2 separate regions of the Homo sapiens genome follow, and region 1 is linked to region 2. A link is an interaction called in ENCODE POLR2A ChIA-PET data of the cell type or tissue named here. Cell type or tissue: K562. All regions are shown on one strand. Each heading gives the region's core, and the rest is flanking DNA. Links, peaks and the distances in the headings are about the cores only.

The links. ChIA-PET counts read pairs that join two places held together with the same protein. Peaks named below come from ENCODE experiments on the same cell type or tissue, not always from the same donor. Only the 100,000 strongest peaks of a DNase experiment are listed, where the experiment ranks them.
Region 1: POLR2A ChIA-PET joins it to region 2 with 7 read pairs; 31 of 35 experiments call an interaction of 5 or more read pairs at or near these places.

Annotation. Positions count from the first base shown.
Region 1 is chr1:226,052,496-226,057,871 of GRCh38, forward strand. All of the region lies in intron 1 of H3-3A-DT (H3-3A divergent transcript), which reads right to left. Among named protein-coding and RNA genes, the nearest start is that of H3-3A-DT, 7.3 kb to the right of the region's middle. In K562, for the core only: no CTCF peak of the experiment used is centred there; a DNase peak (open chromatin) is centred at 2,478.
Region 2 is chr1:225,977,900-225,983,224 of GRCh38, forward strand. SDE2 (spliceosome associated SDE2) reads right to left here. Exons shown (of 7, transcript NM_152608.4): 7 at 4,803-5,325. Among named protein-coding and RNA genes, the nearest start is that of SDE2, 19 kb to the right of the region's middle. In K562, for the core only: a CTCF peak has its summit at 586 (motif pointing right); a DNase peak (open chromatin) is centred at 612.

The DNA.
Region 1 (5,376 bases), core at 317-5,316, 75 kb after region 2:
ATCCTATCACTATTAAAAAAAAAAAGAAAGAAAAAAGAAAAGGAAGAAAATTTATGGGGGCAATAGTGGTTATAGAAAGACTTTCACTAGCTGGGCGCAGTGGCTCATGCCTATAATCCTGGCACTTTGGGAGGCCGAGGCAGGCAGATCATGAGGTCTAGGAGTTCGAGACCAGCCTGGCCAATACAGTTACACTCCGTCTCTACTAAAAGTATAACAATTAGCTGGGCGTGGTGGCTCACGCCTGTAGTCTCAACTACTCGGAAGGCTGAGGCAGAAGAATCGCTTGAACGCAGGAAGCAGAGATTGCAGCGAGCCGAGATGGTGCCACTGCACTCCACCCTGGGTGACAGAGCGAGACTCCATCTCAAAAAAAAAAAAAAAAAAAAAAAAAAGACTTTTACTAATATCTGTATCACCCGCATTTAATGTTTGTGGAAATAATGTTACCTTATTTCCTAATAAGTGTAAAGGGCGCATTTTGGAATGACAATGGACCTCTCTTTCATCACTGACTCCTGGTAAATATGTGTGACTTAAGCTACTTTGGGTGTTCAGGAAACATGGCTGGGCACAGTGGCTCACGCCTGTAATCCCAGCACTTTGGGAGGCCGAGGTGGGCAGATCATCTGAGGTCAGGAGTTCGAGACCAGCCTGGCCAACATGGTGAAACCTCATCTCTACTAAAAACATAAAAATTAGCCAAGCGTGGGTGGCACACACCTGTAATCCCAGCTACCCAGGAGGCTGAGGCAGAAGAATCGCTTGAACCTGGGAGGTGGAGGTTGCAGTGAGCCAAGAAGATCGTGCCACTGCACTCCAGCCTGGGTGACAGAGTGAGACTCTGTCCAAACAAAAAAAAGAAAAAAAAAGAAACCTATAAGCAAGAAAGGAGCTGATCACCCTCAAGGAAACACAAAACTATAATCCCAACATAACTGGTAACTTTTCCTGTGGCTTTTGAGTAGCAGTGGGGCATCCTTGATGACTGAGAGGGAAGGATACCACTCACAGGCCAGAAGACTGCCTTGGCAGAGTCTGTTTCTCTCTCTCCTATGGAACCAGTCTGGAGAAATCTTCTACCCTCCTGATGCTGCAATTACTTTTCTACCTCACAGACTGGGGACATTGAGGGGCTTCTAGTAATGTGACTATTGCTTTTTTTTTTTTTTTTTAGACTGGGTCCACTCCAGGCTGGAGTGCAGTGGCACGATCTCAGCTCACTGCAACCTCCACCTCCCAGGTTCAAGTGATTTCTGGCTAATTTTTGTATTTTTAGTAGAGACAGGGTTTCACCATGTTGGCAAGGCTGGTCTCGAACTCCTGACCTCAAGTGATCTGCCCACTTTGGTCTCTCAAAGTGCTGGGATTACAGGTGTGAGCCACCACATCCAGCCAGCTATTGCTTAATTAAGCACCTTCCCCCTAAAGGTAACCTGAACTTCATGGTTCAAAAAGGTCACATTTCACAGACATGTTTGGGAAGCATTAATACAGCTATTTTAAGTTGTAATAATAAAGACCGTATCACTCTTTTGAAAGCAGTAAAGATGGGTATGACACAACGGATCATCATTAGTGGAGTCTGGACTCTGCGTCAGGTACTCCATCTTCATTCTCTCTAATCCTTACAGCAACCTAACAAGGTAGGACTATTAATCGTACTTTAAGGTAAATTTACTCATTTTACAGACAAGGAATCTAGGATCCAGAGGGGTTAATACTCCCCTAGTAATAAGTGGCAGTGCTGGGATTCAAACTCAGCCCCGTTTGACTTCAAAGTCCCTGCCATTCCCATTTGGTCCTCTTTTATCCTGGTTATGCCTAGGGATTGTCACTGGGTAGGTTCTGCTTTGTGAAGAACTAATTAGGAATTGAACTTGGATGGCACTGTCAACTTTCACAGCGAGCTTTGTACAGTAAACTGTGACAAGAACCTGACAGCTCCATGGGGTAGGTTTCTTGGCAGAGTATCTAGGAGGGAGACCAGAGTAATCTCAGCTATTATGAAGCTCTGCCCTGTCTGTGGAGAGTTTTAAATGTCCATGAAAGACAACGGTTAAGGGACCTGAGAGGGTCTGGAAACTCTTTACCTTCAATATGGAGACCTATACATGGAAAAATTCTCTTGCTAGAAAGGGAAGGATGGATGTGGCAAGAATGCAAGTGGACAGCAGCCCTTCAGGCCCACGGAAGGAAGCCAGGTTCAGCTGCTAACGAACAGCTCAGAACAATGTCAACAACCAGGAGCTGGGGCCATGGAGAGTTGAAAGAAACAGCACTATAGCAGGCGGTTAAGTCTGCCAGATTTAGCAAATCAAAACATACAATGCCCAGCTAAATTTGAATTTCAGATAAACAACGAATTATTTTCTAGTGTAAGTATGCCCACGCACCATTTTATCTGGCAACCTCAGCAGGGGGTGACTTCCTGGGCTGCATTTGGAGACTAACAGTAGGGAGCACTCCCTCCATGAGGCCTTGGGACAATGTATACAGGATGGGTCATACTGTGGGTGGATGTCAGTGTAGAAAGTGAACTTGGGAAAGCTTATTGTCTTAATAGGGAGCCATGTAGCCCCTAAGTCCTCACATTGCAACCTAGGGAGGGACAAACCATCTGAGACTGCAAGAGAGGTAAATGAATTTTTAGGCTGAGGTGACTTAGAAATTTTCATCATTGAGATAAAGGCTTCACACTTAAGGTTTGATCTGTTCTTCAATTAAACTTCTTATTAATAATATAATTGGAAGCAGTCTATGAAAAAAGTTCTTAATAGGATAACTTGTCTGGTATTTCAGATATTCTCATAAATGTTAGGAATGAGGCAGGCTGTATGAGAATTCACTTTCTTTTTCAGGCCGGGTGCGGTGGCTCATGCCTGTAATCCCAGCACTTTGAGAGGCTGAGGCAGGTGGATCACCTGAGGTCGGAAGTTCGAGACCAGCCTGACCAACATGGAGAAACCCCCATCTCTACTAAAAATACAAAATGAGCTGGGTGTGGTGGCGCATGCCTGTAATCCCAGCTACTTGGGAGGCTGAGGTAGGAGGATTGCTTGAACCTGGGAGGCAGAGGTTGTGGTGAGCCGAGATGGTGCCATTGCACTCCAGCCTGGGCAACAAGAGTGAAACTACGTCTCAAAAAAAAAAAAAAAAAAGTAAACCATGCTATAAACAGATGTACTGTCATCCAGGCTTTGTTGTTCCATTTATATAGCGCACAGGCAGAGCAGATTTAGCATAATTCTTAAAGGCCCTAGAATTTTGAGAACGCTAAATAAGCACTGACTTCCACTGAAAGTCACAGCTGTGTTAGCCCCTACCAAGAGAATCATCCTGTCCTTGGAAACTTGAAGGCAGGCACTGATTTCTCTTCTCTAGCTATGAAAGTCTTAGATGGCATCTCCTTCAAATAGAAACTGTTTCATCTTCAACAAAAATCTGTTGTTTAGTGTAGCCACCTTCATCAATTATCTTAGATCTTTTGGATCACCTATGCTTCATCTTGCACTTTTTTGTTAGAGATGACTTCATTACTTAAACCTCATTAACCAACCTCTGCTCGCTTCAAACTTTCCTTCTGTAGTTTCCTCACCTCTCTCAGGATTCAGAGAATTGAAGAGAGCTAGGACTGTGATCTGGATTAGGCTTTAGCTTAAGGGAATGTTGTAGCTGGTTTGATTTGTCCAGACCACTAAAATGTTTTCCATATCAGCAAGAGGGCTGTTCTGTTTCTTAACATTCAGGTACTCACTGGAGTAGCACTTTTAATTTCCTTCAAGAACTTTCCCTTTGCCTTCACAACTTGGTTAACTGTTCGGTGTAAGAGCCCTAACTTTTGGCCTATCTTGGCTTTCAACATGCCTTCCTCACTAAGCAAAATCATTTCTAGCTTTCGATTTAAAGTGAGAAACGTGCAACTCTTCCTTTAACTTGAACACTTAGAGGTCACTGTGGGGCTATTAATTGGCCTGGATTTCAATATTGTGTCTTAGGGAATTGGAGGCGCAAGGAGAGAAAGAGAAATGAGGGAACAGCTGATCCGTGGACATCAGAACACACAGGACATTTATGGAGTTAAGTTTGCCATCTTATACAGGTGCAGCTTGTGGCTGCCCAAGACAATTACAATAGTAACATCAAAGATCACTGATTACAGATCACCATAACTGAAATAATAATAATGGAGGGCAGGTGTGGTGGCTCATGCCAATAATCCCAGCACTTTGGTTGGCCAAGGCGGGCAGATCACTTGAGGTCAGGAGTTTGAGACCAGCCTGGCCAACATGGCAAAACCCTGTCTCTATTGAAAATACAAAAAAATTAGCTGGGCATGGTGGCACATGCCTGTAATTCCAGCTACTTGGGAGGCTGAGGCAGGAGAATTGCTTGAACCTGGGAGGCGGAGGTTGCAGTGAGCAGCGATCACACCACTGCATTCCAGCCTGGACCACAGAGTGAGACTCTGTCTCGAATAATAATAATAGCAATGGAAAAGGCCAGGCGCGGTGGCTCATGCCTGTAATCCCAGCACCTTGGGAGGCCGAGGTAGGCAGATCACCTGAGGTCAGGAGTTCAAGACCAGCCTGGCCAACATGGTGAAACCCCGTCTCTACTAAAAATATAAAAACTAGCCAGGTGTGGTGGTGGACGCCTGTAAACCCAGCTACTCGGGAGGCTGAGGCAGGAGAATTGCTTGAACCCAGGAGACGGAGGTTGCAGTGAGCTGACACAGTGCCACTGCACTCCAGCCTCGGCGACAGAGTGAGACTCTGTCTCAAAAAAAGAAAAAATAGTAATGGAAAAGTTTGAAATACTGTGAGAATTACCAAAATGCTATTAGAAAAATGACTTGCTCAAAGCAGGGTTGCCACAAACCTTCAAATAGTAAGTAACACATCTGTGAAGCACAATAAAATGAAGTATGCCTGTAATGAATTTTATATTTATTTTTTAAGTTTCTTGTTTGCTTATTTATTTATTTATATTTTTGAGATGGAGTCTCACTCTGTCGCCCAGGCTGGAGTGCAATGGCGTGATCTCAGCTCACTGCAACCTCCACCTCCTGGGTTCAAGGGATTCTCCTGCCTCAGCCTCCTGAGTAGCTGGGATTACAGGCAACCGCCATCATGCCCAGCTTATTTTTGTAGAGACGGGGTTTCTCCATGTTGGCCAGGCTGGTCTTCTCCTGACCTCAGGTGATCTGCCTGTTTTGGCGTCCCAAAAGTGCTGGGATTACAGGCGCAGTGGCCCACACCTGTAATCCCAGCACTTTGGGAGGCTGAGGCAGGCGGATCATCTGAGGTTGAGTTCCAGGCCAGCCTGACCAACATGGAGAAACCCGGTCTCTACTAATAACACAAAATTAGCCAG
Region 2 (5,325 bases), core at 326-5,325:
GCACAATTAATGTTTGCAGGCTGGAGGGCTGCAGAATAAACTCCACAACAAGCCCACTGTTTCCTCACTGAGGCTCGCAGTTGGAAGAGGCAGCCTGTGAGCCGTCTTCGAAGTTAAGTACCAGCCTGGCAACACAGTGAGACCTTGTCTCTGCAAGTAATTTTTAAAAGATTAGCCGGGCAAGGTGGCACATGCCTGTGGTCCCAGCCCGAGCGGTGGAGGCTGCAGTGAACTGTGATTGTGCCACTACACTCCAGCATGAGTTACATAGCGAGACCTCATCTCAAAAAAAAAAAAAGCAGAACTTCAACAAGGAGAGATGGGACATACCAGGCTAATCGCCATTCCTACACTACCCCGTAATTGGACCAAAAGATCTACTTAGTAAACTGAGGGATCCAGCACTACGGTATGGTGCAATACCCAGTATCACACTCCTGTTTTCATTGAGCATTTGTCTACAACTCCTAATTCTTACTACTTTTTTGCAAGATGCTTTAAAGTATGTTTGTCACCCCCATGCAAATTTCAGCTATGCCTCACAGCTCAATTCATAAAATTAAACAGATACCGCAGTTTGCCAGATGAGGTCACCCAGCCCCACACCAGCAAGGCCAAGGTTAGGACTCACAGACCACAGCTCTCGCACTTGTTTCTGCACCTCTGCCAGCCTGGCATGTAAGGAGTCCCCACAGGAAAGACATCTGACTGGTCATAACGCTTTTATTTTACATATATTCCACTTATCACAAGGGTGGCTGAGGGAAGGGCAGAGCGTGCTAAAAGCCCCAAGTCCTCCCAGCCTCATGTGGCTTTGATTCAGCTCTGTACACGTGTGTTTGGATTAAGGTGGACAGTTCTGCTGTGCTCACTGCCTTGCCTTAAGATGTGTTCTAGAGGGGCACTGCCTAATACAGGAGCTCAAAGTCACACGGGGCTATTAAGCACCTGGAATGTAGCCACTGTGAATTGAAAAGTGCTGTAAGTATAAAATACACACCAGATTTCAGACTTAGCACAAAAATGTAAACTATCTCAATAATTTTCTATTATTGAAATATTTTGAATATTTTTGGGTTAAATAAAATATATTGCTAAAATTAATTTCACCTGCTTCTTTGTAATTTTTTTTTTTTTTTTTTTTTTTTTTTTTTGAGATGAGGTCTCACTCTGTCGCCCAGGCTGGAGTTGCAGTGACGCCTTCAAAGTTCACTGTATCATTGGCCGGGCGTGGTGGCTCATGCCTATAATCCCAGCACTCTGGGAGGCTGAGGCATGCAGATCACCTGAGGTCAGGAGTTCAATACCAGCCTGGCCAACATGGTGAAACTCTATCTCTACAAAAAAAATACAAAAATTAGCTGGGCGTTGTGGCACGTGCCTGTAAGTCCAGTTACTCAGGAGGCTGAGGCAGGAGAATCACTTGAACTCGAGAGGCGGAGGTTGCAGTGAGCCAAGATCATGCCACTGCACTCCAGCCTGGGCAGCAGAGTGAGATTCCATCTCAAAAAAAAAAAAAAAAAAATTTCACTGCAGCCTCCAACTCCTGGACTCAAGCAATCCTCCCACCTCAGCCTCCCAAGTAGCTGGAACTATAGGCACGCACAACCACACCTGGCTAATTCTTTGTACTTTTTAATGACTGAAAGAAAATGTAAAATTACATTATCTGGCTCATGTTACATTTCTATTGGACAATGGTGCTGTAGAGTATTCCAATAGCTTCCATTTACTGAGCAACTACAAATTTGCTAAGCACTGTGCTAGGAACCTTACATACTACTTTATTTAACCCTAACATCCCTAAAAGTAGATATGACCCCATTTAATAGCAGGAGCAGAAAACTGATGCTCAGAAAGGCTATGGAGCTTGTCTGAGGAAACACTATTAGAAAGGAGGAAAATCAGGATTTTAGACCCAGATCAGTAACCCTAAAACCCTTGCCCTAAGGCCCACCACACCACATGGCCTGTATTCCAGGGAAAACCGAAGTATGACCATGCACATTCTTTCCTTCAGCTCAGCAGTATTATGTGGGGGCCATCCTGAATCAATGACCTATGAATGGTTTGAGTGTAGGCTTACTTTATAGAGCATCATTAATTTAGTTTTTCTCAAAGGAAATCTCATGAAGGTGAATGCAAAGAAAAAGTAGTACCAAACATACCAGAGATGAGACTGGCACTGACTGAATCAGAGATCCCTCCCAGAAACAGGCCAATAGGCAGGTGACTTGCAGCAACAGTGTGGGTGGCACAGGGCCACCTGGAGTCCATAATATCTTTTCCTGTATTCTAGTTCAGGCACACAAATAAGGCCATAAAGTTTAAGTCAACATTTTTAAGATTTTGATCAGAACCAGCCTAGAATTAACACCTGGTGTTCCTAGACTTTCTCGGGGGGGGGTACTTTTCACCTTGAAAATCACTAACAGGTGCTGGCTCAAGATGGTAATCTGAGCATATTTGTTTAATTCCCTCTTGCAAACTCCCATTTGAACTGACAAAAGGAATATAATGAGGAAGCTTGCGGTACGAGTACTAGAAGAGGAAGGAGGAAGGTAGCTATCTCCAAAACAAAATGTGTGGGTGAGTGAAATGGACCCACAGCAAAAGCCCATTAACATCCCCACGCACAGATCAGCGAGGGCTGGAAGAACTACAGCCACCTAGGAAGAGAGGCTAGATGGTCAGTTTCTGCTCATCAGCAGCCTCCTTACTTTTAGCCTTTAATGCTACAAGAGAGGGGGCAATTAGAAAACTCTATAGTCTTTTCATTTTGCCAGTCAAGGTCTATTTGCCTGCAGGGAGCAGGGCAACAGCTGCTCACACTCCCATGCTAAATAAAGCAGGGCCCAGCTAGTGCTCTGGCAACCTGAAGAGGATAACCAGGCCAATTAGGAAAGGGGCACTGGCCCAGCCAGCTTCATGCTGCCACAAAAGAAAGAAATTCTTTGGGCATGGCTGCCTGAGTCTCTCAAAGATGAACCCTGATCTTGTAAAGTAAACCTTCACTATGCTGGGCGCGGTGGCTCAGGCCTGTAATCCCTGCACTTTAGGAGGCCAAGGTGGGCGGATCCCCAGGTCAGGAAATCGAGACCATCCTGACTAATACAGTGAAACCCCGTCTCTACTAAAAATACAAAAAAATTAGCCGGGTGTGGTGGCACGTGCCTGTAGTCCCAGCTACTTGGGAGGCTGAGGCAGGATAATGGCGTGAACCCGGGAGGTGGAACTTGCAGTGAGCCAAGATGGCGCCACTGCACTCCAGCCTGGGCGACAGAGCAAGACTCCATCTAAAAATAAAATAAAATAAAAAAATTTTAAAAAGTAAACCTTCACTAAATCTAAATGTTTCCCTTCTCCCTTTGGGTGTGCTTTTTAAGATCTGAACAGGCACCCACATAATTTGAAGAAAACTGTTTCCAACTACCCAAGCTAGAAAAATAATCCTCCCTAAGCAACAGAACATACTGTGGCAGCCACGAAAATACGCCTCTCAGATCTCCTGCTGTGGGGAGCATCACTCAGTGATGCTCTGGGGCCACCGGGTTCACACTCAGGCCACACTTTCTGGGGACTCTTTATAGCCAACGTGCACAGTACAGGTACTAAGGCAGGCCCATTCTGGCAAGATGCCAACTCCTCCAAAAGGCAACTTTGGCTTGAAGACTCTCCATCAACTTAGCTATATTACAGAAATCATCTGAAGAACAGAGAGAAGCGTTTGGTGGAAAAAAAAAAAAAAAAAGACAGAGACTCGGAGACTGAGACCGAAGCTTAGTATATTTATAACTGAAGTCCCAGGAAAGAGAAAACATGGGTCAGGAAAAAGATCTGAGGAAATAATGGCTGACACTTTCCTATATTTGATTAAATGGCATAAATTTAGAGAGCCAAGAAATTCATCAAACTCCCAAGATAAATACATAGAAAACCACACCTGAAAGCTGCCAAAGAGAAAGACGCATTCTATAAAGGGAAAAACTATTTGAATACCCACTGATTTGTCATCAGAAACAATGAAGGCCAGAAGACAGTGGAACAAGATCTGTAAAGAGATTCTTTTTATTTTTTGAGACAGGGTCTCACTCTGTCACCCAGGCTGGGGTGCAGTGGCATGATCTTGGCTCATTGCAACCTCCGCCTCCTGGGTTCAAGCAATTCTCATGCCTAAGCCTCTCAAGTAGCTGGGATTACAGGCACGCACTGCCACACCTGGCTCATTTTTTTGTATTTTTAGTAGAGACAGCATTTCATCATGAAGGCCAGACTGGTCTTGAACTCCTGACCTCAAATGATCTGCCCGCCTCAGCCTCCCAAAGTGCTGGGATTACAGGCCTGAGCCACTGCACCTAGCGAAGAGATTCTTTTTAAAAAAGAGAAAACTGGCCAGGCACGGTGGTAATCCCAGCACTTTGGGAGGCCGAGGTGGGTGGTTCACAAGGTCAGGAGTTGAGACCAGCCTGACCAACATGGAGAAACCCCATCTCTACTAAAAATACAAAATGAGCCAGGTGTGGTGGCACATGTCTGTAATCCCAGTTACTTGGGAGGCTGAGGTAGGAGAATTGCTTGAACCCAGGAGATGGTGGATGCAGTGAGCCGAGATTGTGTCATTGCACTCCAGCCTGGGCAATGAGAGCGAAACTCCATCTCAAAAAAAAAAAAAAAAAGGGAAAAAGAAAAAGAAAACTAATTTGTTGCCAGGAGACACAAAAAATGCTATAGAAAGTTCTTCCGTCTTAAGGGAAAGGCTATTAGATCTTTAAGAAGAAATGAAGAATATTAGAAATGGTAAATATGTGAATAAATACAAAAGATTTTATTTTTTCCTCTTAATTTCTTTAAAATACATATCATTATTTAAAGCAGAAATTGTAACTTATGACAGGACTTACAATATTTAAATATGTAGATTTAATATGTATGACAACTACAGCATAAAAGACAGGTATGATAAATGGATGTACATACTTACAAGATTTCTACATTTTATGTGAAGTGGCACATCAACTCTAGGTAGACTGAAAAATTAAGAATGTATATTGTAATCACTAGAACATCCAACTTAAAAAAATTATTAAAACAGTATAGCTAAAGAGCCAATAAATTAAAATACAATTATAAAATAATCTTATCTAAACAGGAAACATGTAAATTAGAAACCTATTAATAATTACATTTAATGTTAAACTTATTAAAAGATACAGAGAGAACAGATAAAAATGCAAGTCTCAAGTATATGTTGTTTAAAGAAACTACTTTAAATAGGCACAGAAGCACAAAGTAAATTAATAGAAAGAGGTATACTGTGCAAACACT